5 separate regions of the Homo sapiens genome follow, and regions 2, 3, 4 and 5 are each linked to region 1. The links are chromatin contacts, found by Hi-C or POLR2A ChIA-PET in ENCODE. All regions are on one chromosome and are shown on one strand. Each heading gives the region's core, a stretch centred on a gene start or an enhancer-like site at or near the end of the contact. The rest is flanking DNA. Distances are from core to core; before and after follow the strand shown. Region 1 holds the start of INTS6-AS1 (INTS6 antisense RNA 1). Region 2 holds the start of RCBTB2 (RCC1 and BTB domain containing protein 2). Region 3 holds the start of FNDC3A (fibronectin type III domain containing 3A). Region 4 holds the start of CDADC1 (cytidine and dCMP deaminase domain containing 1). Region 5 holds the start of SETDB2-PHF11 (SETDB2-PHF11 readthrough).

Region 1 (5,248 bases), core at 357-2,856:
CGCCGCCGCTGCCGGGCCGGGCCGGGAGGGGACGGCGGTGGCCCCGCGACTCCGCGCCGCGCTAGGACGCTGCCGAGCGGGGGAGGGGGTGGGAGCCCGCAGGGAAGAGACCTCAGCGGCTGGGAGCGCAGCGGGTGGGGGAGGGGAGCATAATGAAGGGTGAATGGGGGGGCGGGGAGGGCGAGCGAGGAAGGAACAGGGAAGGGAAGGGAGGAAAGGGGGAGGGCGAGGGCTGTTACCTTGATAGCATAGGGCGGCTCTTCGAAAGTGACCAGCATATACCTGTCTCCTCTGCTGGCAGGGTCCCGGGCACGGAGCTGCGGGACGGGAGGAGGAACAGGGCGGGCGACAGGGAAGCACAGAGGCGAGGTTACGAGGCGGAGAAGGGGCGCCCAGCGGCCCCGCCGCCCCCACAGTACCGCACACGCAGCGGCCACCCCTCCACGCCGTCCCCCACACACAGATCGCTCCCCACACACCGCCCGGGGCCGGAGCCCGGGCCCCGGCCGAACCCGGCTCGCAGCGCCCGCCCGCCCGCGCGGTGGGGGAGGGGGTCCCCGAGCCCGGCAGCTCCCGCAGTCAGGTCCCCGACACCCCCGCCCCGGCCGCCCTCCCCCACCCTGCCGCCCGCGGGCCGCCGGGCCGGGGTCGCCGCCCGGGCTCGGTCAGTCGGTACCTTCATGAAGGTCTCTACCGCGCCTTTGGCCGTGTCCAGGTAGGTGGTGCCCAGATGGCTGCGCTGGTTCATAGAGGCAGACGTGTCTATCAGGAACAGTAAGATGGGCATAGTGCTGGCCGGGGACACCGGGGCCCGAGGTGGTGGAGAAAGAGGAGATGGTAGAGGTGGAGGCGCCGGTGGCGGCGACCGCCGCTACGCGGGGCGGGGGAGCACGGCCCCCGGGAGGAAAACACTGTCTGGGTCTTTCCTCCGGCTGCGGGGAGTTTCTCCCCCGATAGTTGAGAGGAAACTCCCCAGACCCAGTGCTCCCCGTCGTACCCCCGCCTCCGCCTCCTCCTGCCTGCCTGCCCGCTGGGGCGGGCGCCCAGCCGTCTGTCTGTCGGTTCGTCCCCCCCGCCTCGGGGGTCCCGTCCCCGCTCCCGGCCCCTGTGTGTGTCCCAGCGGGAGACGGGCCTGGCTCCCCACCCCACCCCCGGTACAGGAGTGGGGACCTGGGAGCTGGCGAAGAGGGGAGTGGGCTGAGGGAAGATTGGCCCTGGGGCTGTTGGGAGAAGTTTCAGGGACTCCCTCCGCACCCCGGCGGTGTCACCACTTTCTCAGCCCCTCTCGCTACTGAAGCGCTTTTCTCTCTCACACTCCGGTTTTAACTCGGGCAGGGGCTGCGGAGGCTCCGCCCCTGACACGTCCCCGAGCCACGTGATACACCGCCTCGCCGTTCTACTGGTCAGGCCCTATCCTTTCATTAGCATATTTAAACAGCTCAGGGGCGGGGGAAGCTTGTAGGCCGGCTCCGGGGACAGTTATTGAGCACGCGCAGAGGCGGGGCGTCGGGTGCGCGCGAGCGGGCGGGCGGGCCGACCCGGAGGCGGGCTTCGGGAAGGGGCGGGGCCGGACTGCGGAAGGACCGCGAGGTGGGGGCGGGGGCCGCGTCCGCGCGCGCGGGGCGGCCGCGGCGGTGAGCCTGCGCGTCAGGGCCGCCGGCCTCTCCTTGGCTGTTGGAGGTGATAGGGGTCGAGGGGAGGGAAAAAGGGGCTGGCGTCAGCCGCCCCTGTGAGGTGGCCGTAGCGTGGACGAGTAAGAAGGGTTGAGTAAAGTGGACAAACACCTGGTTAGGAGAAGAGGGCAGGCCCGCAGCCGCCCTCCGGAGGAGGACTCGGGGCCTCGCGGGCGCCGGAGGAGGTTCCTGGGCCTCGGAGGGCCGCCCCGGCGCGCCGCCCCGGCGCGAGCGGGCGCGGGCGGGGGAGGGGAAGTGAGAGGTTGTTTATGACCGGGGACTAATCTCCTCCGCGAGTCCCAGCGCTCCCTCTGGGGAGTGCGGTTGAGGGGCTGTCCTCGCACGGAGCCTCGCTCGGCCTCGGGGGAGCCACGAGAGGTGGGAGTTGGACCCGCAGCGGGCCAGGAGCCCTGTCATTGGAGGACCCGCCAAAAAGGAAGCAAACCCTCTTTTTCTTTATCCAACCCCAAATAGCTAGGGCCTAGGGGGAAGACTCACATATCGATAAATGGTTTGTTGCCCGTTTTATTCTCTGGGAAATACAACTGATCTTACCAAAGAAATAACCTGTCTCTTGCCGTGTTTACTTAGAGCCATAGAATACCTGTTTCAGAGCTGAAGGGGACCTGAGCCCATGATAATCCATTACCTCGTGAGAAAGCGGAAAAACTGACTTCAGCTTGCCCAGATGGCGCAGAGAATGGGTTTCCCGTAACCCCGCCTGTGTCTTTCCTTCAGCCTCGTCCCAAATGCCGTGGGAGGGAAGGCACTCTCTGTCAAGCTGCTGTCACCTTACCTGAAGTAAGGAGTCCACGCCTGCATGTCCGAGGAAAACAGTTTTCTCAAACACATTAGTTGAAAAACTGAAGACGCTGCCTAAAATACAAGCTGAGTTAGAGACAGCCCTTGTAAGACTAGGTAGGTATTTACAGGGCCTCTCCCACTAGCTTTGTTTTTCCAGAGTTTGTTCTTTATCCGGAAATTCTTAATTTGCCTACTGATCATTTAAAGAAAGGGTTCTATTAACATTGACACAGAAGAGACACTTTGTGGCACTTTTTAAAAATCTGAGTCTCGTGACTTGGTATAACTTCTGAAACTTACTGTTAATTTATAGCAGAGCTATTTGAGTAATATGCTCTTCTATGAGTATGAACAATAGAAGAAGTGTGATTTTTAAAGTGATTTGGACTACAAAATAAGAGCATGGAATATAGGCTTTACAGCCAGTACTTGCTGAGGATGTACTGTGTATTAGGTGTGGTGCATATAAAAAATAAATAAAATGTGGTCCCTGTCTTCAAAGAGCTTATGTTTTCTAGGAAAATGCTACATATTACTAGCTACTCCAAGGCAGAAAGTTGTTAGACACCAAATCAGAAAAAATAAAAATGTATTACCTTGGGGTGATGCAGGAACATTTTCCAAGGTTTCAGCTTTGCCTTAGTGTTTCTTAAACGGATCATAGATCTGAAGATAAGAATCAGAGTTCTATGGCAAAATACGAGTTATTTTACCAGTTATAAAGATGAAATTTGTCTTTCAACTTGATCATTTGCATAATTTTATACAATTGCTCTTTAGTTCTTTATATTTGTGCTTTTCAAACTGGTCTGTGGACCCCAGCCTACTGAAAACATTCTCTAGGATCATAAGAATTTATTTTAGGAGTCTGTTCATTATTCAGTTTTAAGAAACACTGTCTTAAAGGACTGGTAGGATTTGGATATGGGTAAAGGAAGGGGAAGCTGCTAGTGAAAAGATCTTCCCGACATTGAAAATGTGAAGAAAGGAAGTTAAGACAGCATTGCTGAGGGCTTCCTGAGGAACAGTGAAGTTCAGCTAGGTTGGAGCAACAGGTGCATGTAGAATAGTACAAGATCTAGAAACACAGGTGAGATCTAGACAGTAGAGGGCCTTTATTCCAATCTATGGAGGTTTTTTTTCCCCTATAAATTGGAGATTTATTTTTCAATTGCGTTGCTAAGTAGAAGCAATGTTTGAAAGAAATCAAACTAGACTACTGAAGATTAACATGCGTTCACAATGACCTTACCTATTATTACAGTTATTCGAAATCATTTTTCAGTGGAGCCATTGTCACAGGATCCTTGGAGTGTCACTTTTCCAGCTGGAAAAATGGCACCTCTGCCCGAATTTTGGTCGGGCTCATTCTGCCCACCAGTCCCAGCAGGCTGCACTCTGCTCATACTACGGCCTGGATCCCACACCTGCCAAGTGCAAGCCAGGTGCGGAGCAGCGAGGGGTGTGTGAGCGAGCAAGCATGGGGTCCGGCCACTGTATACAGCCCGGCATGCCAGCTGCAGGAGGGCGGGCAGCTCTAGGGGCTGGCCCCTTGCAAGGCTGTGGCTGGTCCAGGTGTACTGCAAGCAGCTTCCACAGCTGGCACCAGGGAATGCAGTGGCACCTGGAAGCTTGGAGATGCCAGGAGCTGCAGAGCCCCAAAGAGGTTGTCACAGGGAGCTCCTAGGTCTAGGCTTCCTAAAGGGCCACAGCTCTTCTCTCCTCTCTTCCCCCTTCTCTTTCCTTTCTTCTTCTCTTCTTCTCTCTTCTCTTGTTGTGTTGCCCACAACATGGCAAGCAAGGGGCATATTTCAGCCCGTTTGTGTTACAGCTCTTTCAGCCATGCCATTTGGCAGGTCCCGAGTTATTGTCCCACATCCAGGAAGAATGAGGTATGTGGACAAGTGGAGGGTGAGCAAGGCAAAGAGGTGCTTTGTTGAGTGACAGAACAGCTCAGAGGAGACCTGAGGGCAATGAGTAGCTTCTTTCTGCAGGCAGGTCATCCCAATAAGTGTCCAGCTCTCAGCAGAGAGGAGACCCACAATGGGTAGTTCCTCTCAGCAGGCAGGTGGTCCTGTCATCTGCTCAGCTCTCCACAGAGGAGACCCACAGTGTCCATAGACCCACAGTGGGTAGCTCCTGTCTGCAAGCAGGTCATCTCATTGTCTGCCCAAGTCTGGTTCACTCCAGGGTTTTTATGGGCTTCTGAGAGGAAGAAGTGTGTGCTGATTGGTCCATGGCGCAGCCATGGGCAGGCCTGGAGAAAGCACCATAAGTTCTCACTCCGTTGCATGGAACTGGCAGCCTGACCCCTGGCGTTACCGGGGACCCACCCCTTTCCGCCCAGGAGCCTGTGTGGATCCTGCTGCCATTAACCTGCCATCCACAGTGCCCATGGCGCCCAGGTTGTTCATGCTAAGTGGTACCTACAGGCCTTCACTGAGATGTCCTTATTCCCGCCTCGGCCTGCCTCCCTCCTGTGCTCATCAGCACCCAAAGTCCAGAGGGGACTGAGGCAGCATGGGGCTTGCGTGTCAATGCTGCCCCAAGCACGTGCACACCTGGTCGGGTCGTGACAGCACCCAGGCTTAGTCACAACTTTGCTCTGAAATCAGAGCGGGTGCTGGGAGCGGGGAGAGGCCAGGCAGTGGGAGCAGGCACTTCCAAGCCTGCGGGAGCAGGGAGCTTCCTGGTCCCCTGAGAGTGGGTCTTCTCTCTGTGGAGAGCTGAGAAGATGACGGGATGACTTGCCTGCTGAGAGGAACTACCCA
Region 2 (5,248 bases), core at 1,952-4,451, 2.9 Mb before region 1:
ATCTGTAGCAATATTTATTTATTTATTTATGAGATGGGGTCTTACACTATTGCCCAGACTGGAGTGCAATGGTGTGATCATGACTCACTGCAGCCTCAACCTTCCCGGCTCCAGTGATCCTCACACTACAGCCTCCCAAGTATCTGAAACTACAGGTGTGTGCCACCATGCCTGGCTCATTTTTTTTTTGTTCGTTTTTCTGTAGAGACAGAGTTTTGCCATGTTGTCCCGGCTGGTCTCTAACTCCTGGGCTCAAGAACATTTGACTGCCTTGGTCTCCCCCAAAGCGCTGGGATTACAGGTGAGCCACCGCGCCCGGCCTGATTTGTAGTAATTTAAATCCAAGTAAACCTCAACAGTAGCAGTATCTTGGGGCATTTAAATTTTACTTTAACCAACTGATAAAACCAAACTTGAATATGACAATTTCATAGGGCATAAGCAAATTCCATGGACTCCTTACATTTATGGTCCTAGATTAATAATATTTTGGTGTTTGAACAGAGTATTTGTAATCTATGTAAGTAAAGGACATGAGGGGAAACACACTTTACTTTCTAAAATTATTCCTCTCCATCACCCTCTTTCTCTAAGCCTTCTTTAATTATGGATTGAAATTTAGTTAGGTCTATCTGGTTCATTCAGATACCTGTAAGAGAGGTCATTTATAGCATAACATCACACCAGGTGATTTAAGCTCCTCTCCTACACAGTTTCAAATACAGAAAAGCAATGACCATTCTTAGAAAAGATCTTCACTAGTCATCCACAGTCAGAGGGACATTTAGAAGCAATTGCAAAAACTGTGGAGACAACGTACAGTTTTTCTCAGCACAATTTACATAGATGTCTGGCTAGCTCTTCCTTGTAAAAGTCCAGTGTCTTCATTTGATGTGCTAAGTTAAACTGTAAACTCCTGAATAATTTGAACTCTTATTTAGGAAAAAAATGTTTTTTCACCTATATACTATAAAAAATGGTGACGTTTATCACAAGGGTCATGCCGTGGGCTCCCATAAAAGACATTGTAGAGCACGATAAAGAACGTTTTCTCCCAGAAGAACATTTATTTCTAAAACCCAGTTCCCCATGTTAAACATCACCTTTGGTTTATCCTTCAGACTCACCGTACCCATGATGTTTAAAATTGCAACCCACACCTGCACTCCCAATTCCCTTTCTCTGTTCTCCTTTTTCATTTTTTCATAGCATTTGTACTTTTCTAACCTAATATACAAATATGTTTTTTATCATTCTTTGCTAGAATGTAAGCTCCAGAGGGAAGGGATCTTTGTCTCTTTTGTTCATTGATGCATCCCAAGCATCAAGGACAGGACGTGATAGAAAATCAATTTTTGTTGAATAAATGAATGAATCTAGGTTGAGTTCAGTAAAAAAATATCTCTGGAGTAAGTTAGTTTCCAATTTTATTTCTACAATTAACAAATACCTTCTGAGCTTCAATTATGGTGGAGATAGATTGATCATACCCTTACAAATATATAATATCAGATGGTGATTAAGTGCTACAAAGCCGAACCAGCAGTACAAGAGTTTGGAGAGCCAGACATTTTAGGTGAGGTAGTCACCTCTCTGAAATGATGGCAATTGTTTCAAGACTTAAATAAAGTTCTGTGCCATGCAGATTTGCGAAGAGTGGGAAAGTGAGCATTGAGCATACTGGAAATACCAAACGCAGACGCCCTGGGATGAGGGTCCGCTTGGCGAGCCCAGCAAGAGCAATAAGGCCTGAGTGGTGGAAGTGGGGTATGCAAGAACGTATCATTCTTGTTGCTTTTACCTGCTGCTTAATAACACGCATGTACTGTCTAGCAGGAAATAAAGAGATTACGTTTCACCTAGAATACTCATTCTCTGAGCCTAAGTGGCTCTTCTATTCCAGCCCCCAAATATCTGTATCAGCACATCATATAAGATTACAAAGCACAGAGTAATGACATTGTTAGAAACTCTTCACAGTAGCCCCAGGAGTCACGAAACTGACTTAACTAAGACCCACTGTCTAGTAAGGTGTAAAACCCAGCAGGAACGCAATACTAGGAAGGTGCAAAGCCAGGAGGCTCAATAAACGTTAAACAGTGTCTGGGGGAAAGAGCAACGATCCAGAGCACTGTTTGTGAACTCAACCACTTTTATTCAGCTCTGACAAGGTAAGTCGCCAAGCGCGGTACAAAGTAGCTCCATGAAATGCGTTTTGTTATAGTCCTGGTCTCGAACTGTTGCAACATTTTATGTAATTTTTGCAAAGAACAAAAGCAAAAAGTTCATTCTAAATTAGCCTTCCAACTCAGTTCTTTCTCCGCCAAGACGGAGCACTTGGAAAGTTTTCAATGTCTGAAAACCTCTATTTCCAGGGCTGAGCAGAGCACTATGTTGCGGCTTAAGACGCTCGGCGATTTCTTCCCATCCCTCCGCAGTTCCAAAACGGCTTCGCCTAACAAAGTCAAACTTTTCGCGCTATTCCTGGACATCAGGACCAAATGTCGAAAGCATATACTGCCACTGAGTTAGTGAGCCGGGCCGGTGCCCGGGACCTGGGGTACTAGATTTATGGGACGGGAGCCTAGGGGTCGAGGCCACAGAAATGAAAACATCGGCAACATATGCAGTGCAGCGAGTGGGTTAGGAGGGAGAAACTTCAGGCAGGACGCTCCCTCGGGACCTGTGACGCCCCCCCAGCCACACCAGACGTGGGAGCTTAGGATGAGAGCGGCCTCCGAGCAGATGATCACCCTGGAACGACGCCAAACGCGACCCCTACCAGAGGACTCGCGCATGCGCAGCGCAGCCTGGGCCGGCGGCCTGGGCAGGATGTAGTCGCGAGCAGCGCACCGGGCCCACGCCAGCGGAATTGCGCATGCGCAGGGCCGCCTCTGCCTGCGGCCTGGGCTGGGTGTAGCCCCGGAACCTAGCTCTTAACTCCCGCCAGCAGTTTTACGCATGCGCGACGACGCCTAGGCCTGTGGCACGGTCGCGGCTCTAGTCCCCTGGGCCCCTCAGCTGTCTCTGGCGGGGAGGTCGGGCCGCAGGGGCGGGGAGGGGTGGCCTGCCCCAGTGGTACCTGACAGCATCCCACGTCACGGCCGCGATCCCCCTCGGCCTCCCACACCACTCCTCCACCCTCTTACCTCCTCGCAGGCCGGAGCCTTGTCCGCTCCGCCTCCTGGGTAGCGGTTACTGCACGGTCAGGGGCCCGGCGCCGCGATGAGTTGGCGCCTCCCCCTGAAACGGCCCGGCCTCGGCGGGATGCGCTCGGGTGCCCGGCCGAGACGGAAACGAAGGGAGCGCAGACAAGAGGAGGGGGCTGGCGACGGCGTCTCGCCCCTCCTCTCCTCCCTAGGCTGCCCACCGCCGCCCCTCCCCTTTCTCGCAGACGCCCCCTCCCCTCGGAGTTGACCCCCGGGAGTCTCCCATTGGGGCCGCCTCCGCTTTTCCAGGGAGTTCCTCCGTGGGTCACCCCCACCTTCTCCAGGGTTATGTTCTCGCAAATTTTGGGAATTTGTGGATACCCGACCTAGAAGGATAAGGCGTGTATGATGCTGAGAGCAACCTTTTCCACAGCCCCTCTCCTCCAGCCTGCCCCAGCTTTTCTTCTATTGCTGGCCCCTCTATCTGGGGGCTCCGATCACTTCACGTTTTCACCCCATTGCTGTGGGGCGGAAGTCTTGTAGCCCCCTGTAGTACAAATGCTGAAATAATGAGGATGTGTGCTGGGGGGTTCAGGGGGATGACCTCAGTTACCTTGGGGCCAAGGGCTTCGAAAACAGCCACCTTCTCCCCTTATGATTATATTTTGCAGTAATTTATTATATTACACTGCACTTCTGTTGGCCTTTGTAGATTTAAGTAAAATGCACCACAACTTTGCAGTGTGCAATAATTTCTTCCACTGCACTACACTTAAATTGACCTGAGTGGGTTTTGGTTAAATGCTCAACAATTAAATGTTATTAGCTATTCCTGTGAAGTAAGCTACTTGCTTTTATACTGGCTGTTTCATGAGGACACTGGTTCCTCTACAGTGTAGAGCCAAAAGTAGTAAAGCCAAAGAGAAAAACTAACATTCCAAACCACAGTGACCGTGTCAGTCTGTTTCGTCTGGCTTTTGTCATTTCTTCGGAAAAACATCATTCTAAAATGTATAACTGCCTTTCTGCTACATAGGGCAGACATTTATCTCTATTCTCTGAGCATAGCCCACTGAGCCTCAGAAGGAGGCACGCAAAATGGTACACAGGTATTTCTTGTAGAGCTCTAAATGGAAGAAAAAGTAAGTATACATTAACAGGAAGTTGCAGCGATAGTGCAGAGAGGCATCGTGTGCCTGCCCCAAGTTTCTCCACTGGTTACATCTTATCAATGAAAGAAATTTATGAGTTAAACAGGTTTGCTCTCAGAAAAAGCTCACTTCAGTGATGATAGCTGGCATTTTTTTTTTAAGCACCTATTGTGTGCCAAGAGGTTTATCTTATTTGGAGCTCACAATAATCCTGTAAGGCAAGGATTATCCTTACTTTACAGATAAGGCAACTCAGGCCCCAAGAGATTAAGTTTCTTTCATCAGCAACCATGGCAAGATCTGTTTGCCTTGCGCACTTGGTCTTTTACGCATTATGGACAGCTGAAGTTCATGCAGGCCTTACGGTGTGCTTCAGCTGAAGCCTGACAATTAGCTAACAATAAAAACATGTCTTAGTGTTTTGAAAACTGTGATATTATCTCAGAAGTTAAAACTTTAAAATATACCTATAAAAGAATGTGTTTCACTAAAGATTTTAATTTTATATGGGTCCAACAGTTTTTCCCAGGGCGGTCAAAATTAAAAGTAAGAAGTAAAAATGTCTCCATCACATATAAGTTTCCTTCAACACTTTTGGATAATTTGGTCTACTAAACTTCACTGTATTGCTGAATTCAGTAGACTAAAAATTTAGACTCTGAGAGAGTATAGGTTAGTATTTCAGGAGTTAAAGTTCCCATCACCACATCTCCCAAGTTTACCTACATCTGTACCTGTGCACTCTATTCCTTCCCATTACTGGGAATGAGCTGTGCATGCTCTTATTTAAGTTCAACTCTTCCACCTTTGTATTAGATCCTGTCTTCCTTACAGTCTCAAGGTTTTCACTCAGGTAGTTGTCACCTCTCAATCCTACATTATTAATTTTTGTATCATTAATTTTTGGATCATTCCCATAAGCATATTAACATTGCGCAACATTTGCCT
Region 3 (5,248 bases), core at 1,663-4,162, 2.5 Mb before region 1:
AGAGCCTTTGGTTGTTGGGATCATAGCATTTTTGAGAAACTAAAAGAAGACCAGGAAGTCTGCCCAGGAAACAAGGTGAAAATGGTGTGAGATGAGGCTGGAAAAGGCAGGTAAGGCCAGACCTCGTATGGTCTTTTAGGCTGCCTTAAGAATTCTAGACTTATCCTAAAGCAATGAGAAACTGTTTAAGGAGATTTTTGGAGTAGTGACATAGTCTCATTTGCTTTCTTAGAGGATAATTTTGGCTGCAAAATGGAGACTGAATGGAGGATCCCAGATTGTATACAGTGAGATCGAATTAGATTGGTGGTGATTGGAAAGAAGTAGACCAATTAGATTTTAGAAATAAAATTGCCAGGAGTTAGTGCTGCAACAAATATGGAGAATGGAAGAATGGAGGTGAGGGAGACATCAGCGGTTACTGACTACTAGATATTTGATTTGAATAACTAGAGAGATGGGGGATAAGGAAAACAAGTGTTCATGAACTCAGTTGGACTAAACTTTGCAACTTTGAGATATTAAGTGGCCATGTCAGTGAAGCTTGGAATTTAGAGGTAGGGTCAAACTTTGACTAGTGGATCAGATTTGGAATTTAGAGGAAAGGTCTGGGCTGGAGGCATATATGTGGAGATCACTGGCATATAGATGATAACTAAAGCCATTGGCGTGGGTGATGCTGCTTAGGCCAAGAGATTACAATGAAAACAGAAAAGAATCTAAAACTGAATTTTAAGGTACTGTTATATTTAATAGTTAGGGAGACCAGCAGGAATATGCAAAGGAATCAGAGAAGCAGTGCCTAGGAAACTAAGGAGGAAAACCAAGAAAATGCAGTGTCAAAGGAAGAAGAAATGTTTAAGAAAGAATAGTGGTCAAAGTGTTGAGTATTGTTGAGAGGCCAAGAAAGATGAGGATTGAAAATGGCTCCCATTTTATTGATAAAAAAAAAGTGAAGCATTGAGAAGAGAACTTGTTCAAAGCCAACATAATTTCTTGACCCTCTCTCTGTTCCCAGAGAACTCATACTGGTGCACATGCTAGGGTCATTTATGTGTGGGTTTTCTTCTCTCCAAAGGCCATAAATTCCTTGGTCTTCACTTTACTTCACCTTACTGCATTGCATATTATTGACTACAATCTCTAGGTCTTCAATAACATTCTTAAATTATGTGTTAATCTCCTTCAAAAACAGCTGATCTTCTTTACTCTGCCTTTACATGTAGGCATGTCCCAAACATATTTTTTTAAATATAGTTTTTAAAAGTGCCATGTCTTGGCCTCTCCCTGGACAAAGGAATCAGAATCTTGAGGGGGTAGATTGCAGGATTCTGTATTTTCAAAAAGCTCCTGAGTAGGAAGCAGAGTAGGAAAGTATTAGCTTAGCGGTAAGTTTGGAAACCACTATCTTAGTCTCAGACCAAGCATAGTTGGGCAGTAAGATGGGGAAGCCACCCCATTCGCCCACACTCTGATAAAATCCTCATACTTTGAAACAATATACAGTTATACTTCAATTATTCCAAGATCAACTTGCCAGCTGTCTCGAAGAGGGCCAAATCCAAAAGTTAAGAAAAGGAAACATCTCTCACAGGGAAAGAACTTCTGATAGTGAAGAGCAATGAAAATATCTCAAGATACCACTGCCCTATTTACAACCAGAAGAAAAGAAACCTCTCATTAGCTGGCTGTGGACATAAACATCCCATCAATCTTCACCTGGAGCCGCAGAGAAAACCAGCCGAGAAAGGAGAGAAGAATGAAAAATAAACAGTAAAGCAGAAAGAATAAGAGGAAGGATCAGAGTGGATAGAGGCAGATGAGGAGATGAAAAGCAGTGAAGGATTTTAGAAGAGGTGATGAGAACATTCCAAAGAGGGAAAAAAAGAGAGCACCAAAGTAGGGATTCTATACACCGCAGCAATCCTCTGGGACTTAAACGTATGGCCAAGATATCGGTTTGAGAGTCAGTTATCAACAAAGGATTTAATTAGCCATTGTATTCTTTAAGAATATAGAGAATAATCACATTTTAAAGAGATTTCTGTAAAACAGTTTTAAAAATACAGCTATTTTAAAAGATCGCACAATTAATACACTGAAATAAAGCCCAGACATGCAACTTGTTACATCCATCACCATTTTTGAAAGGACAGTTCCTGAGGCTGGACTCACCGGCCCAAGTACTACCCCCTCCCCAGGTCTCCGGCGGCAACTGTAAGTCAAAAGCCCTCAGGCATTATTGCAGCGTCCCACATTGTTTGAGGTTCCAGGAAGTCGCTGCTACGCTCACTTGTAAGTCTTCGTGCTGTTGTAAAAATTGAGGTCGTGGTTTTCCACGCGATTTGGCTGGCGAAGAGACCACGAAGCCACCCCCCACGTTTTCAACTGAGTAAATATCTAAATATTTTTGCTTGCTATCCAGATCCTGGGTTCGAAGTCTTTGGGATTAGAAACTTCCAAGCCCATTTCAGAGGCTTCCTAGTCCTTGGGAGGAGTGTCTTTTAAAGCACCTGCCAGCCTTAAGTTCGCGTGCTTTCGGAAAGGGGCCGACAGGGTGCGTCTCAGGGGAGCCTTTTGAAATGTGGATTGAGAATTGTGTGAGTGTCTCTAGGAACCTCCATTAACTCCACTTTTCCTGAGTGTAGCTCCGAGCCTGGCCACAGCGGATGCTACCACAAGCCAGGCGCAGCCGGGCCTCGGGAGAAAGCCGGAAGCCCGAGAGGGTGTGGGCGCTCCGGGAGCCAAACGCGGCCGCTCAGCCGCCACGCGCCGGTGGCCCCGCGGGGACTCGCGTTCCGGTGAGAGAGCCCCGGCGCGGCGGGCTCGAGGCGGGGGTTCGGGGTCCCGGCCGCGGGCTCCGTCGGCGGGGCCCGCGCAGCCGCACTCGGCGCGCCGACTTCGGGCTCCTCCTCCCGGCTCCGTAGTAAGCATGGCGGCGGCGGCGTTCGTGGTCCCTCGGGTGAAACAGAAAGCGGGAGCTACGCGGAGAGGGAGCGAAGAGCGGGGCTGAGGCGGCGGCGTCACTGCCAGGAAACAACCCCAACAGTCAGCGCGCCGGCGGCCGCGGCGGCCCTGAGAGCTGACTCTGCAGCTGAGGTAGAGAGACAACGATCAGGAACCCTAAGAAGAGGCGCCAGAGGAGCCGCCTTCTGCCTCAGAACGGCGTGACTCGGAGGTGAGAGCGCGGGCACTCCCTCCGCGAAAGGCGGGGGACACCGAGCCGTCCCAACCCCGTCCCGCCCCGGAGGAGGCGCCGCGGAAACCGTTAGGCTGGGACTGAGGGCCGGGGCACTCTCCAGGGCTCGGCCCCGTCGAGGGGCGCGGACCACCCCCTTCTGTGGGCGCGCTGTGGGCAGAGGTGCAGAGGGGCAGTGGGGCCGGGGACAGGACCGGTCTACTAGTCGGGCACCTGCCGGGGCCGAGCCTAGCCAGGACACGCTTGCGGGGGCGCGGCCGGGGGCGCCATCCAGCCCAAGAGGAGGCGGCATCTAGCCCGAGGGAGGTGGCGCTGGTGCGCGGGCGGCCCTTCTCTCTGTCCCCCGCCTCCTCCCCGCGGCGAGCCGCGTAGCTCCGGAGGGCTCGGGGGCGGGGGCGGGGGCGGGGGCTGGGGCGGAATCCTCCTGAGAGGATCGCCCAGCACCCGCGGCGCCTTCGGCTTTGGCCGCCCGGCAGCCGCCGAACTTGAACGCTTTTCTGAAGAGAGTTTTCCCCGCTCATCTTGGGGTTAAAACCTCGAAAACCCGCCCTCTGTTTGATCCTGCGTGGCTGCTTCCAGTACCTGGCAGTTCCTCTCCCCGGGCGAGTTAACCACCTGTTCAGTCGGGAGGTGGACTCGAGGCTGCAGTCCTCGCCCGGTTTTAACAACCTGGATCTTCGAACTTTTGACACGGCTTTGGAAACGACGTCATGTGTTAGGTAAAGGAAAATGAACAGATAATTTCGCTGTCAGATTGCGAGCAGAAGAGGGACTGTTTTAATGGATGTGGTCGTTAATTGTTCTTTTATTCAACTGTTAGCGTTACAAGCCTTGGGATATTTTAGAGGGTGGAATGCGATGATTTGCTGGGGGTGCTAGAGATTGTGAATTCGAGATTTTCTTTTGTGAGATTTTACGTAAGTTCCTTTGGACACCTTTGTGTCTGACCATCTATTAAATAAGAGTCGCAGGCTGATGAGATTTTTTTTTTCTTTTTGCGGTATAATCATTATGTGTTCACTATGGGTTTTTAAAACCGAACAACGTAATTATTTTGCTTCTTACTGTGGTCTGTGTTTTTTAGTTCTTGAAACCAAAGTGTGTATGCTTCTGTATTGTAGGAATGAAATAACAGTTGAACTCTTACTATAATATTTTATCACCATGCTGTTACCAGCTCCAGTACTAAACATACGCCACTCAGGAGTTTGAGCCATATGTTAGGCAGAAACGAATTGAGTTTTGTGGTTCTGATCTTATGTTTGGATAAATATTTAGTTTTTGCGTATTTACTAACTCTTGTCATCTTGTGTCACCCACAAATGTTCAAGTGAGTTGAATCCCCTGTCTTTTGGATATTTTCTTGGTTGAATTAATTTTTCTTAAGTAATGAGATGAAGTACTCACTGAGACAGATGGTGGCCCAACAGAAAACAGTGATGAAGGATTTTTACCACATCTTTTATGAAATATAACCTGAAATGTTGCTTTTAGCTTTGTAGCCTACTAATCTTGCTTTCTAATCACACCAGTTAGTGGGAAGAAGGGATGATGACAGGAGAAACATCTTGTTAAAATTTTAATATTAAATCTTATATTTAAATTTTTTAGCACTACTACATTAAATTTTACTATATTGTCTTGTTTCATTTCATAGATCATCTGTTAGTTTTCTATGTGTAGGTTAACTGGAAAATTTTTTATCCCAGGCTGGCTACCGTTAGCCACCTGTATGCTTCTGAATTAACTCCCTCTTTTTCCCTTTTGTCTGAATCCTCCAAATCATTGAATGCTCCGGAAAAATAAAATCCTGGTTAACACTGTCAAGCATAGTTATAAGGGTAATTAATTTATCCCAAATTAATAATAAGCATTAAAAAAAACATTCTAGGATTATCTTCTTTTGGTGACGTCTGTGTCTTCACTTCCTCTATCTGTGTGAGTAATTGAGACCTGATTTATTTTAACACACATGTAATGATTACTCTTTACTAGTCACATTTCTACAATATAATAGTAAGCATATTTTATTACTAATTTAAAAATTTC
Region 4 (5,248 bases), core at 905-3,404, 2.2 Mb before region 1:
ATGCTATAATTTTTCTTTGGCTATGAGAATGGTATCTAGATGGAATCATACAGTATACAACACTTTAAGACTGGCTTTTAAAAACTCACCACAATGCCCTTGAGATTCATTCAAGTTGTACGTATCAATAGCTCATTACTTTTTATGGCTGAGTAGTGTCCCATGGCATGGATATACTCCAGTTTGCTTTCTATTCATTCACTAAGGACTGTTTGGCTTGTTTACAGTTTTTTTGTTTTTTTGTTTTTGAGATGGAGTCTCACTCTGTCGCCCAGGCTGGAGTGCAGTGGTGCAATCTTGGCTCACTGCAACCTCTGCCTCCCGGGTTCAAGTGATTCTCCTGCCTAAGCCTCCTGAGTAGGTGGGACTACAGGTACATGCCACCACGCCTGGCTAATTTTTTGTATTTTTAGTAGAGACGGGGTTTCGCCATGTTGCCCAGGCTGATCTCAAACTCCTGACCTCATGATCCGCCCGCCTTGGCCTCCCAAAGTGCTGGGATTACAGGTGTGAGCCACCATGCCTGGCCTGTTTTCAGTTTTTGACTATTAAAAATAAAGCCACCATGACATTCATGTACAGAGTTTTGTTTGAACATAAGTTTTGGTTTGTCTAGGATAAATACCCAGGAGTGTGATTGCTGGGTGATATGATAAGCATATGTGCAACTTTATAAGAAACTGTCAAACTGTTTTCTAGAGTGGTTATGCCATTTTATAGTCCTACCAGCAATGTTTGAGAGATCCGGTTGCTCTGCATCCTCACTAGCATTTAGTGCTGTCAGTACTTGTTATTTTAGCCATTTAAATAGGTGTGTAGTAGAATCTCATTGTGGTTTTAATATACATTTCCCTAATGGCCAATGACACTGAACACTGTTTTACATGTTTATTTGCCATCTGTATATCTTCTTTGGTGAAATGACTATTCAAGTCTTTGATCCATTTTCTAACTGGACTGTTTACTTACTCTGAGTTTATATGGTTCTTTATATATTCTGGATATGAGTCCTTTGTTGGATACATGCTTTGCAAATATTTTCTCCTAGTCCATGGCCTGTCTTTAAACCTTAGTGTTAATTGCCATGAAGGCACTGTCAACAAAGTCTACACTTCAGGAAAGGTGCAGAATGGAGTTCTCTGGATATAGTCAAATCACCTGAAGAGCTTTACCCTCAGAACAGGCGAACTAGAAAAAATTCTACAAGCCAAAGAAATAAATAGCAAGCTGAAAGATAGATCTGAAGAAATTAGCCAGAATGTGGCTCAGAGAAACAAAATGATGCAATATTTTAAAAATAATAATTTAGAACCTCAGAAGGTTTAACCTATGCCTAATAGGAATTCCAGGAGGAGAGTCTAGAGTAATGTTGTCCAATACAGTAGTAGCCAATAGCCACATGTCACTACTTAAAATGTAAATTAATTAAAACTAAATGAAGTTAAAAATGCAGTTCCTTGGTTGTACTGGCCACATTTCAGATGCTCAATAGCCACATGTGGCTGGTGGCTACCATATTGGACAGTGCAGATATAGAATACTACAGGAAATCCTACTGGACAGTGCTGATCTAGGTCATAAAACAAGTCTGAACAAATTTCAAAGAACTGGTATGATACAGATGTTTTGTGGAAATAAACTAGACATTAGAAATTAAAAACAAAATAACTCCTACTGCCTCCTCTCACCTTTTTCCCCATTACAATTCCACCTCTTAATGTCTTCATGTTCTTGATGAGAAGCAGAACGTCCCTACTGTGTTCCATGGCACCAAGTTCCCCAGAACCCGCCAGTCTCTGATGACAGAACATCCTGGACCGCCCAGCTCCACACCCCAACCCAAGAAGTTCTCTAAAACACTGACCATGACAGCCTGGGGTAGGTTTCCACTTTAACATTCTGACCAAAATTCTCAACTCGATGCAGTCAGAGTCTGCGCAACCTGGGACCTCGAGCCAAGAAATCCTCAAGTGACCTTACTTGGCAAAACCAACAAAACAACCAAATACAGGTCTCAAGCGATTTACAGCTCGGTGCTTAACTCGGTCACCGGCCGAGGGGCAGCCCTCTGGCGCCAAAGCCCCGCCTCTCTATGACGTCACACGAGGAGCCCTGAAGTGGCGGTCAAGCTTGAGGCGTCATCTGGCTGCGCCTAGTGGGCCGTTGCCTTACAGTTGCTGAGAGGAGGCGAGAGGCGGGGGCGCTAGGGCCGAGATCATGTCTGACTGGGAGAGGTTTCCTTGGCAGCAGAGGACGCTAGGTTTGGGATGAAAGAAGCTGGGCAGATGCAAAATCTGGAGAGCGCGAGGGCCGGGCGGTCAGTCAGCACCCAGACTGGCAGCATGACCGGTGAGTGTCCGGGACCCTGCTCCCGCCACCCTACCTTTCGCTCTGCCCTGTGCGTCTCCCGTCATTGAACTCCAGATTCCTTGTCTGAGCCTCTTTGCCTCCCCTGCTGCTTTTGGATGTCTCCTGCCCGCCCTCTGCGTGTCCCCTCCGCGGTCGCCAGGACCAATCGGCTCGGTCGCACTGGCTTTTGAAGTCTCGCTTTTTACCCCTGTTAGCTACTTCTCACAGGACCTAGAGCTGGGGCCTCTGAGGTCAAAGAGCCTGAACATTTCCAAACGGCGCTTTTGCCTTGATTTCCAAATTAACCGCACGTGACGCTTTCCTGTATTTCGACTGCTTTACCGTCGAAGGTCAGCGCATTTTTCGGGTTGTGTTCTAATCGCTTTCCTTTTAGCAACGCCCCATCACAGTCCAAAGAAAAGCTTGCACCACGACGACGTCAGATGCGAAGACTTTTCACAGCTTGCTTTGGGTTGTCCCCCTCAGCTATGTGTATTAGCTGTACCGTTTTTTCCTGCAGGGTGAGGGCTGGAGAAAGAAGGCTCAACTTTTTAAGTGGAGAAGGAGGTAGCCACGACTAAGGCTGAAGCGTCTACTGCTAAGATACCTCTGACTCTCTTGTCCCCTATCTTTTTCTGTGCCTCTTGCGAAAGCAGCTGGGCTTAGGCTGCAGCACCTAAGTGGCATTGAGATTGGCTCCCTTTTTCACCATTAGTAACAAAGTTTAAAGTGTTTGTCGTCTCTTTTGTAGGTCAGATACCAAGGCTTTCTAAAGTCAACCTTTTCACTCTGCTCAGCCTCTGGATGGAGCTCTTTCCAGCAGAAGCCCAGCGGCAAAAATCTCAGGTATAATTTGTTTCATAGTTTTTCCCCTTAGAAAAGCAGTGGTTTAAAATCTGAGTTTATTGCTCCAGTTTCTGTCATACCTAAAACCAAACTTAACAAGGCTTAAGATTTAAAAAATATCTTTATTGATTAACATGACACTTTATAATTCCCAGCCGTAATAAGTCATCTTCCATTCTAAAAATACTTTCTGAGAATACCATGTTTATCGGGTACTAATGGTATTCATATGTCAGTTCGGCTAATAAGATTATTGTCTATACCACATAATTTCCCCCAATTATATATACTGTTGGTGTTTTATCTAGGTAGTTTACTCCTCTGCCACAGAAATATATAAATTGCCTGGAGATAGAGACCATGTCTTATTTTACCTAGCATATACCCTTTAGAGTCTAGCATTATATGAGTGCTAATTGATTAATGTTGGATGGAAGTAGTCTCTTTTTGGATCTTGAAAGACAGGATCAAAACAGATTAGAAATGGGCTGTGTGCAGTGGCTCACGCCTGTAATCCTAGCACTTTGTGAGGCTGAGGTGGGTGGATCACCTGAGGTCAGGAGTTCAAAACCAGCCTGGGCAACATAGTGAAACCCCATCTCTATTAAACATACAAAAATTAGCCAGGAGTGGTGGTATCCGCCTGTAGTCCCAGTTACGCGGGAGGCTGAGGCATGAGAATCGCTTGAACGAATCGTTGGAGGTTACAGTGAGCTGAGATTGCACCACTGCACTCCAGCCTGGGTGACAGAGCAAGACTCCATCTCAAAAAAAAAATCAGAAATGTATAGTAAGAATAATCATAAAAGCCAATATATTGGAATTGGAAGTATAAACATCCTGCGTCTTTTCTTTCTCCTACCCTTGGGGCAACAAGGGGCTAGGTTCTCATTTTCCTCCATGCTTGGAATGGCATGATGCTAGGTTCTCATCATTTCTGTTTGATAATTTTGGAAGCTTAGGGTGTTGGCATTAATTTTTATAGGGGGCCACGGCCATTGGAAAATAGTATTAGGTTAAGTTGAGCATTTAAGACTTTTTTTAAAACAGAGGTAAAATGAGGGGGGTGGGGCAGAAAATTACACATGGCTTCTCACCACTCTAACAACATTACTGTTAATATTTTGGTGCTTCCAATCTTAAGCATGAGGTTTTTTATTTTTACTCTTACAAAGTTGTAGTTATATTCTGCATGTACTCGCTGAGGTTTCCAACTTGCCCATAATTCTGCTGAAAGGTTGCTTTAGATTTTCCAGAGAAAGACTATAAATCCTTAAATTCCCACAGTACTCTTAGGAGACCACCTACTCTTTTCATTTTACTGTGGATGAGGTTTTGTGCTTGGCACTGGAGACACAAAGCAGAAAAAACATGGTCTTTATTTTCTAATGAGTAGAAACACTAGGCATTTAAACAATTAAAACAGAATTGGTGGAGTGAGTACATAGTATAAGCAGAGATGTTGGCAAGACTGGGAGCCAGGCTCTATATGGGGAAGTGAAGGAAGGATTCACAGAGAAGGTCGTATTTGCACTGAGACATGAAGGATTAGTGGACTTTTGCCCAAGCCAAGGAACTCTACATGGAAAAGCTTGGAGCAATGAGAGAATTTGTGGTCCTCAGGCCAGAAAGTGAAGTTAGGTAGAGGGAAGAGACTGGAAAGGAGCTTGACAATGTAGACAGGAATCATATCATAAAAAGCATTGTATGCCTTGCAAAGGAGTTTAGATTTTATCTTATCAATATAGGAATTGCATTGAGGAATTTTAACAGGATGTGAGGATATTCGCTTCTCATAATAAAATGATATCTCTTGGTGTAGTTTCCTCCCCCAATTCCTATGTGAAGTGTTTTATAGATAGTAAAACATTATTTAAAATATTATACATCGTTATTCCATATTTCTCACCCTCATCCCCCCACTCTGGCTCTACATGTTATTAACGGCTGAGAAAGCTCTTCATTTCCTTCATTAATTTTGAAATTCCTTTATTCCTTCTACTTGTTAATAGTTTAGTATTATTTTATGAAAGTAGATTTCCAAGCTGTTAGG
Region 5 (5,248 bases), core at 1,123-3,622, 2.0 Mb before region 1:
TGCCAGATCATGTGATAAGGATATGATTAATTTTATAATAAACTGTCAAATTGTCTTCTAGGTGGCTGTACTATTTGCAGTCTCACCAGCAAGACTAAGGTTTCTCCTTGTTTTGCATCCTTGCCAGGAAATGTATTGTTTGTTTTGACATTCTGAGTAAGAGGTTGTGTAGTATCTCACTGTGGTTTTAATTTGCATTTTTCCAATGACGGTGGTTTTAATTTGCATTTTCCCAATGACTATTCTATACTTCTTTCATTTAACACAAAATGGTAACCACTTTCCTATGTCATTCAACAGCCTATGCCACTACTCTTTGAAAACGTTCCTTTTAAAAGGCTGAAAAATATAATGATGGGATGTGTCATAATTTATAAAACCATTCTTCTACCATTAGATATTTGTTATTTCCAATTTTTCACAAGAACAAAATTACACTGTGATTATAAAGCTTTGATTCTATCTCTATTTCCTTACAAGTTTCTTAGAAAAGGTCAAAAGGTATATGAACTTTTGTTTCTCCATGCATTTTGACAAGCCAACTGGAAGATACAAGTCAAGTGGAAGATACAAGCATGGAATCAAGTAATTAAGAAAAATGATTCTCAGGCCAGGTGCCGTGGCTCACACCTGTAATCCCAGCACTTTGGGAGGTGGAGGCGGGCAGATCATCTAAAGTCAGGAGTTCAAGACCAGCCTGGCCAACATGGTGAAACCCCATCTCTACTAAAAATACAAAAATTAGCTGGGCGTGATGGCCGGTGTCTGTAGTCCCAGCTACTCAGGAGGCTGAGGCAGGAGAATCGCTTGAACCACGGAGGCAGAGTTGCAGTGAGCCGAGATTGCACCATTGCACTCCAGCATAGGCGACAAGAGACTCCATCTCAAAAAAAAAAAAAAAAAAAAAAAAAAAAAAAACATCAATTATTTTGCTGTTTGTTTTGTTTTTTGGTATTCCTGATGCGAGATGTCTTTATCATGTATTGTTGATTAGGTTGTTCATCAGTTAATCTTGAATAACTGAAATCTAAGCTGAAGGCAATAATACATCGGCTTTCTTTTCATGCAAGTCAAACTGCTAAAATCTACCACAAAATATTAGCCTTTCATCAGCTTGGTCTTCAGATCCAATACATTTTCCCCTCAAATGAAAGACAATGCAATGCCATCCACAACAATGCTAAAAAAAAAAAAAAAAAAGGAGGAGGGAAACAAGGTTAAGTCCTGTCTTCTTCCTCCTACCCCAAAAAGAGCTCAGAAATTAAGGTGCTTTCCCTAACAAAGCCTCCTCCTGCTCCATGAAGTGACCAAGCATGTCATGGCAGACCCAGAGATTTATAATCTTCAACATATCGTTATCGGGGAAATCAAGATTTGACAAAATTCTTCCTTCACGCCCCGTTTCTGCAAGACCACCACTTTCTAGCTTAAAATAAAGAAAAAAAAAAGACAGCTGCAGGAATGCTTGGCTGCCCGCTAATGTACAATTTTGCCCAAACGCAGAACTTGACGCCCACTATTACCAAAGGATGGCCTTAGTAAAGTAACCCCCGCGAAGAGCAAACTGTTTAGCAGCCGCTCCCTCGAAAAGGACGGAAGAGGAGGTCTCTTCTGAACCTGAGGATAGTAGAGAGGCACTCCCCTTCCACTACTAGCTTTGCTCCTTTCTCAATCAGGCAGTTCATCAGCTAGCCTCCTTTGTCAAAGGGGGTTGATGGTCAGAATCTTTGCGAGACAAAAATTACTAAAAGAGCTCCCAGGAACCAATGTTAAGGCATCAAAGGCCCCGCCCAGCCCCCACAATGATCAACAAACCAAAACCTGGGATCCCTACTATTACCACCACCACAACCATCACCACCACCACCACCACCATTCCTCGCTCTCTCTAGCCAGGGATGAGACTCAGGCCCAGGAAACCCATCCTTTCCGCAAGTAGGAAGGCGCTGGGTCTCCTCCCTTAGGCCTCTCCTTTACCCCATTGTTCTCTCCGGACCCCTCCACTACGGCCAGGCGCTATGTATGTTTTCAACCCCCAAGAAGCCCAGTCCCAGCCACACACAAGATGGCAGCCTCACACCTACCGGAGGAAACAGCTGCGCCACCACTCCAGTGATGCCGGCCTCTCGACTACGAGTAACTCCATTGGCTCAGCTACAGTGCGCGAGACAAGCCGAGAGCGCTAGCAGTCAATCGGGAGGCGGCGCGCTCGGGCGCCACTGCGGTGCCAGCGGTAAGTGCGCCGAGTCTCTGAGGCGTGAACCAGTGGGGAGTGCGACCAATCAATGGGCTCCTGGCTGGGTGGTGGGACGGCCGGCGTCCGACTCCTCCCATGTAGTGATCGGTTTAGGTAGGTCGGCCTGGTCCCCGGCGGAGGTTACGCCTTCCCTCATCCCCGGTAGAGGCAGGGCGGGACTGTTGTGGTTGAGATGAAGGCTAGTAAATGGTGAAGTACTTCCCGGCCAGAGGGCACCTGCGCTCGGGAGGTTTGGGCGGCTTGGCGTCGGAGGAGAGCCCCACCCGCGGAGGAACCCAGCCTTGCCAACGGAGCTGGCGGAGCTCACTCCTCAGGTCAGGCGGGCGGCGTAGAAAACGCAGCGGAGCCAGGTGAAACCAAGGCACCGCCGTGGCTGGCCCCCGACAGTTCCTCTAGCCGGGAGGTTGGAGGAGCTGAAAACGCCGCGGAGCCCTCGGCCGCCCGAGCAGGGGCTGGACCCCAGCCCTTGCAGCCTCCCTTCTCCTGGCACCCAAGTGCAGTCCTGGCTGCAGAAGGGGCCGCGGGCGCACTGAGTTTCCAACCTCCATTTCAGCCTGTCTGTCTCAGGGTGCAGCCTTAATGAGAGGTGATTCCTAAGCTGCTGGGAACCTGAGGTTGTCAAAGGGGCGGCAGGAAATGGACAGCAGTATAAAACCCAGAAGCAGAACTTGAAGGTTAAACCACTAGCCCATTTCACAGGTAAGATTACACGAGCCCTTAAATACAGCAAGTTCAGTCATTCATCCAAGATCATGGAGTTCAGATTAGATAGTAACACTTCTGACTCGCTATCAGCCACAGCCCAATAAGTAATTAAGTAAGGAAAGATATGTAATTAACTGTGCTCTTTGGCATGTGGAAACCTGCAGTGAGCTCTGTAAATACTAACACATGAGGCCAAGGAGAGGAGTAAATTTGAAGAGGTCAAATGGAGTAACCAAAGCATAGGCTCTGAAACCATGCTGCCTGGTTCCTTATTTCGTGTCTGCCACTTACGGTATGGCATTCCTTAGCTTCCTCATCAGCAAACGAGCTGCTAATTTAACCCACATGACTGTTAGGGGGATTAAATAAGAACACGTGAAGTAGTTAGAAGCGTGACTAACCCGTGGTTCTTAAGCGTGACTTAACCCGTGGTTCTGTCGTTACAATTAAAACGTAAGGAGCCGAGAGGAAATGGTAAACGTGTTTTTAAAGCCTGTTTTAGAAACGAAAAGGAACCATACATTGAAGCAAAGCAGACTGGCTTAATTATTTTTCTACCAAAATGAAAAAGTGAGAAGGGGAAAAAAGTTTTTTAAGCCCATTTACTCTCTGAAATATTAACACCAGTTGTCTCTGGATGATGGGATGGTGTTTAAATTTTCTCCTTTATGCTTTATTGTATTTTGCAGATTTTCTCCAGGAAACATGTTTTACTTGTGCACGTTCAGTTTTCAAATTTTCAGGTGTGAACGCTGGTGAGAGCTGCTTAAAAACAAAGCTATGGGCCGGGCGCGGTGGCTCACACCTGTAATCCCCACACTTTGGGAGGCTGAGGCGGGCGGATCACCTGAGGTCAGGAGTTCAAGACCAGCCTGGCCAACGTGGTGAAACCCCGTCTCCACTAAAAACACAAAAATTAGCCGGGCGTGTGGTGGCGGGCCCCTGTAATCCCAGCTTCTCGGGAGGCTGAGGCAGGAGAATCGCTTGAACCCGGGAGGCAGAGGCTGCAGTGAGCCGAGATCACGCCACTGCACCCTTCTCACTGCACTGGTGACAGAGCGAGACTCCGTCTCAAAAAAAAAAAAAAAATCTATGGCCGTGCGCGGTGGGTGGCTCACATCTATAATCCCAGCACTTTGGCAGATCACTTGAGCCCAGAGTTCAAGACCAACCTGGGCAACATAGACCTCATGTCTAAAAAAAAATAAAACTATTACTGAGTGTGCTTAGGTGGAAGTATAAATTGGTAGAACCTTTCTGGAAGAGAGTTTGACAATATGCTATAAAAAGCTTTAAAATGAATTCCTTTTTGAACATTTATATATACTTAATTTTTAAAAATTAAGTACACTTTTACATTCTTTTACAGAATTGGTACCTTGTAGATAAAGAGCACAATCCAGATTTTGACCTTGAGTTTTTTCTTGCGTGTCAAGGTTATACTTATAAAAACAGTTGAATAGCTTCCCGTATTTTTCCTTCTTGAAAGTTCGTATATGATAAAAATTCTCCGTTCTTTGAAAGTTTTGTACAAGGAATGTTCCCTCACTCCTCTCCCTCCCTACTCCCGCTGGAGACTTTGGTACAGAGCTTTCAAGTGTTTTTTAATACTTACACCTTTTAATACTGTTACATATTCTATATAGGTGAATATATACATTTGTAATTTTTTAGTGGAAAAATACTATACTACATCATTCTGTAGCTTTATTTCTTGACATTGTTTTTGCAGCCTGTACATGTTATTTATAGCTCATTATGTTATTTATGGATCATTTCTTTTACCTGCTGCATAGTGTTCCAGTGTATGACTGAATTGATCTGTTAATATAAAACATTTCTTTGTCTCTTTTATTGGTCTTGTTGTTAAATCCTATTTTGTTTGATGTGTGCTGTATAGCACATTTTATTGCCATTCTCTGAGAACATTAGGTTTCCAGTTTTTCACCATACAACAATGCTGCAAGGAAAATCTTTGTGTTTTCTTGTGCACATGTGCTATTTCTCTAGGATATATACCTAAAAGTGGAATTGCTTGGTTTTAAGTTGTGAGCATTTTTAGTTTTAATAGGTCATGCTAAATTTGCCTCCAAAAATACCTCTACTAATTTACATGTTCCACAGGTAGTTTATGAGAGTTAAGTTTCTCTACAGTTTAGACTAACATGAGATATTATCTTCTTCATTTTTGCCTAGTGATGGCTGCAAATTATATTTTTAATTTTAATTTTCATTCTGTGATCTAAGATTGAAGTGTCTATTATGTTTGTTAACCTATAATTTATA

The links. Hi-C counts contacts between places; a loop is a spot of excess contacts on that map. ChIA-PET counts read pairs that join two places held with the same protein, here RNA polymerase II (POLR2A). Pooled maps may share reads with other maps.
Region 2: a loop to region 1 is called in a map of naive thymus-derived CD4-positive, alpha-beta T cell, with 11 times the contacts of the local background. The contact joins the promoter of RCBTB2 here to the promoter of INTS6-AS1 in region 1. A Hi-C loop is called at or near these places in 2 of 168 maps with a recorded cell type or tissue (naive thymus-derived CD4-positive, alpha-beta T cell and transverse colon) and 8 of 50 pooled maps.
Region 3: a loop to region 1 is called in a map of B cell, with 11 times the contacts of the local background. The contact joins the promoter of FNDC3A here to the promoter of INTS6-AS1 in region 1. A Hi-C loop is called at or near these places in 3 of 168 maps with a recorded cell type or tissue (B cell, CD8-positive, alpha-beta T cell and naive thymus-derived CD4-positive, alpha-beta T cell), 5 of 37 single-sample maps with no recorded cell type and 13 of 50 pooled maps. POLR2A ChIA-PET finds 5 or more read pairs at or near these places in 3 of 52 experiments (CD4-positive, alpha-beta T cell, OCI-LY7 and activated CD4-positive, alpha-beta T cell).
Region 4: a loop to region 1 is called in a pooled map, with 20 times the contacts of the local background. The contact joins the promoter of CDADC1 here to the promoter of INTS6-AS1 in region 1. A Hi-C loop is called at or near these places in 8 of 50 pooled maps.
Region 5: a loop to region 1 is called in a map of ascending aorta, with 8 times the contacts of the local background. The contact joins the promoter of SETDB2-PHF11 here to the promoter of INTS6-AS1 in region 1. A Hi-C loop is called at or near these places in 6 of 168 maps with a recorded cell type or tissue (CD4-positive, alpha-beta memory T cell, CD8-positive, alpha-beta T cell, ascending aorta and 2 more), 4 of 37 single-sample maps with no recorded cell type and 18 of 50 pooled maps. POLR2A ChIA-PET finds 5 or more read pairs at or near these places in 7 of 52 experiments (BJ, CD4-positive, alpha-beta T cell, CD4-positive, alpha-beta memory T cell and 4 more).

What each region holds. Positions count from the first base shown.
Region 1 is chr13:51,451,739-51,456,986 of GRCh38, forward strand. It overlaps INTS6-AS1 (INTS6 antisense RNA 1), which reads left to right and starts at 1,607. Exons shown (of 2, transcript NR_103812.1): 1 at 1,607-1,680; 2 at 2,265-2,978. INTS6 (integrator complex subunit 6) reads right to left here and starts at 1,298. Exons shown (of 18, transcript NM_012141.3): 1 at 677-1,298; 2 at 240-317. The coding sequence starts at 787. RefSeq lists silencers at 324-443, 454-723, 964-1,223, 1,454-1,653, 1,744-2,063 and 2 more and an enhancer at 1,284-1,333.
Region 2 is chr13:48,529,879-48,535,126 of GRCh38, forward strand. RCBTB2 (RCC1 and BTB domain containing protein 2) reads right to left here and starts at 3,202. Exons shown (of 15, transcript NM_001268.4): 1 at 3,150-3,202. LOC124903174 (a long non-coding RNA gene) reads left to right here. Exons shown (of 2, transcript XR_007063795.1): 1 at 1-2,171. RefSeq lists enhancers at 1,518-1,687, 2,578-2,817 and silencers at 2,858-3,257, 3,368-3,417.
Region 3 is chr13:48,973,000-48,978,247 of GRCh38, forward strand. It overlaps FNDC3A (fibronectin type III domain containing 3A), which reads left to right and starts at 2,913. Exons shown (of 26, transcript NM_001079673.2): 1 at 2,913-3,178. RefSeq lists enhancers at 2,118-2,177, 2,448-3,067, 2,878-3,177, 3,068-3,687, 3,848-3,947 and silencers at 2,628-2,897, 3,228-3,707.
Region 4 is chr13:49,245,771-49,251,018 of GRCh38, forward strand. It overlaps CDADC1 (cytidine and dCMP deaminase domain containing 1), which reads left to right and starts at 2,155. Exons shown (of 10, transcript NM_030911.4): 1 at 2,155-2,349; 2 at 3,101-3,195. The coding sequence starts at 2,268. It overlaps LOC105370203 (a long non-coding RNA gene), which reads right to left and starts at 2,070. Exons shown (of 2, transcript NR_135318.1): 1 at 1,865-2,070. RefSeq lists enhancers at 2,016-2,578, 2,048-2,277.
Region 5 is chr13:49,441,902-49,447,149 of GRCh38, forward strand. It overlaps SETDB2-PHF11 (SETDB2-PHF11 readthrough), which reads left to right and starts at 2,373. Exons shown (of 21, transcript NR_135324.2): 1 at 2,373-2,956. CAB39L (calcium binding protein 39 like) reads right to left here and starts at 2,163. Exons shown (of 11, transcript NM_001079670.3): 1 at 2,085-2,163. It overlaps SETDB2 (SET domain bifurcated histone lysine methyltransferase 2), which reads left to right and starts at 2,373. Exons shown (of 14, transcript NM_001160308.3): 1 at 2,373-2,956. RefSeq lists enhancers at 1,541-1,610, 1,980-2,752, 1,991-2,070, 2,753-3,526 and silencers at 2,079-2,559, 2,231-2,280.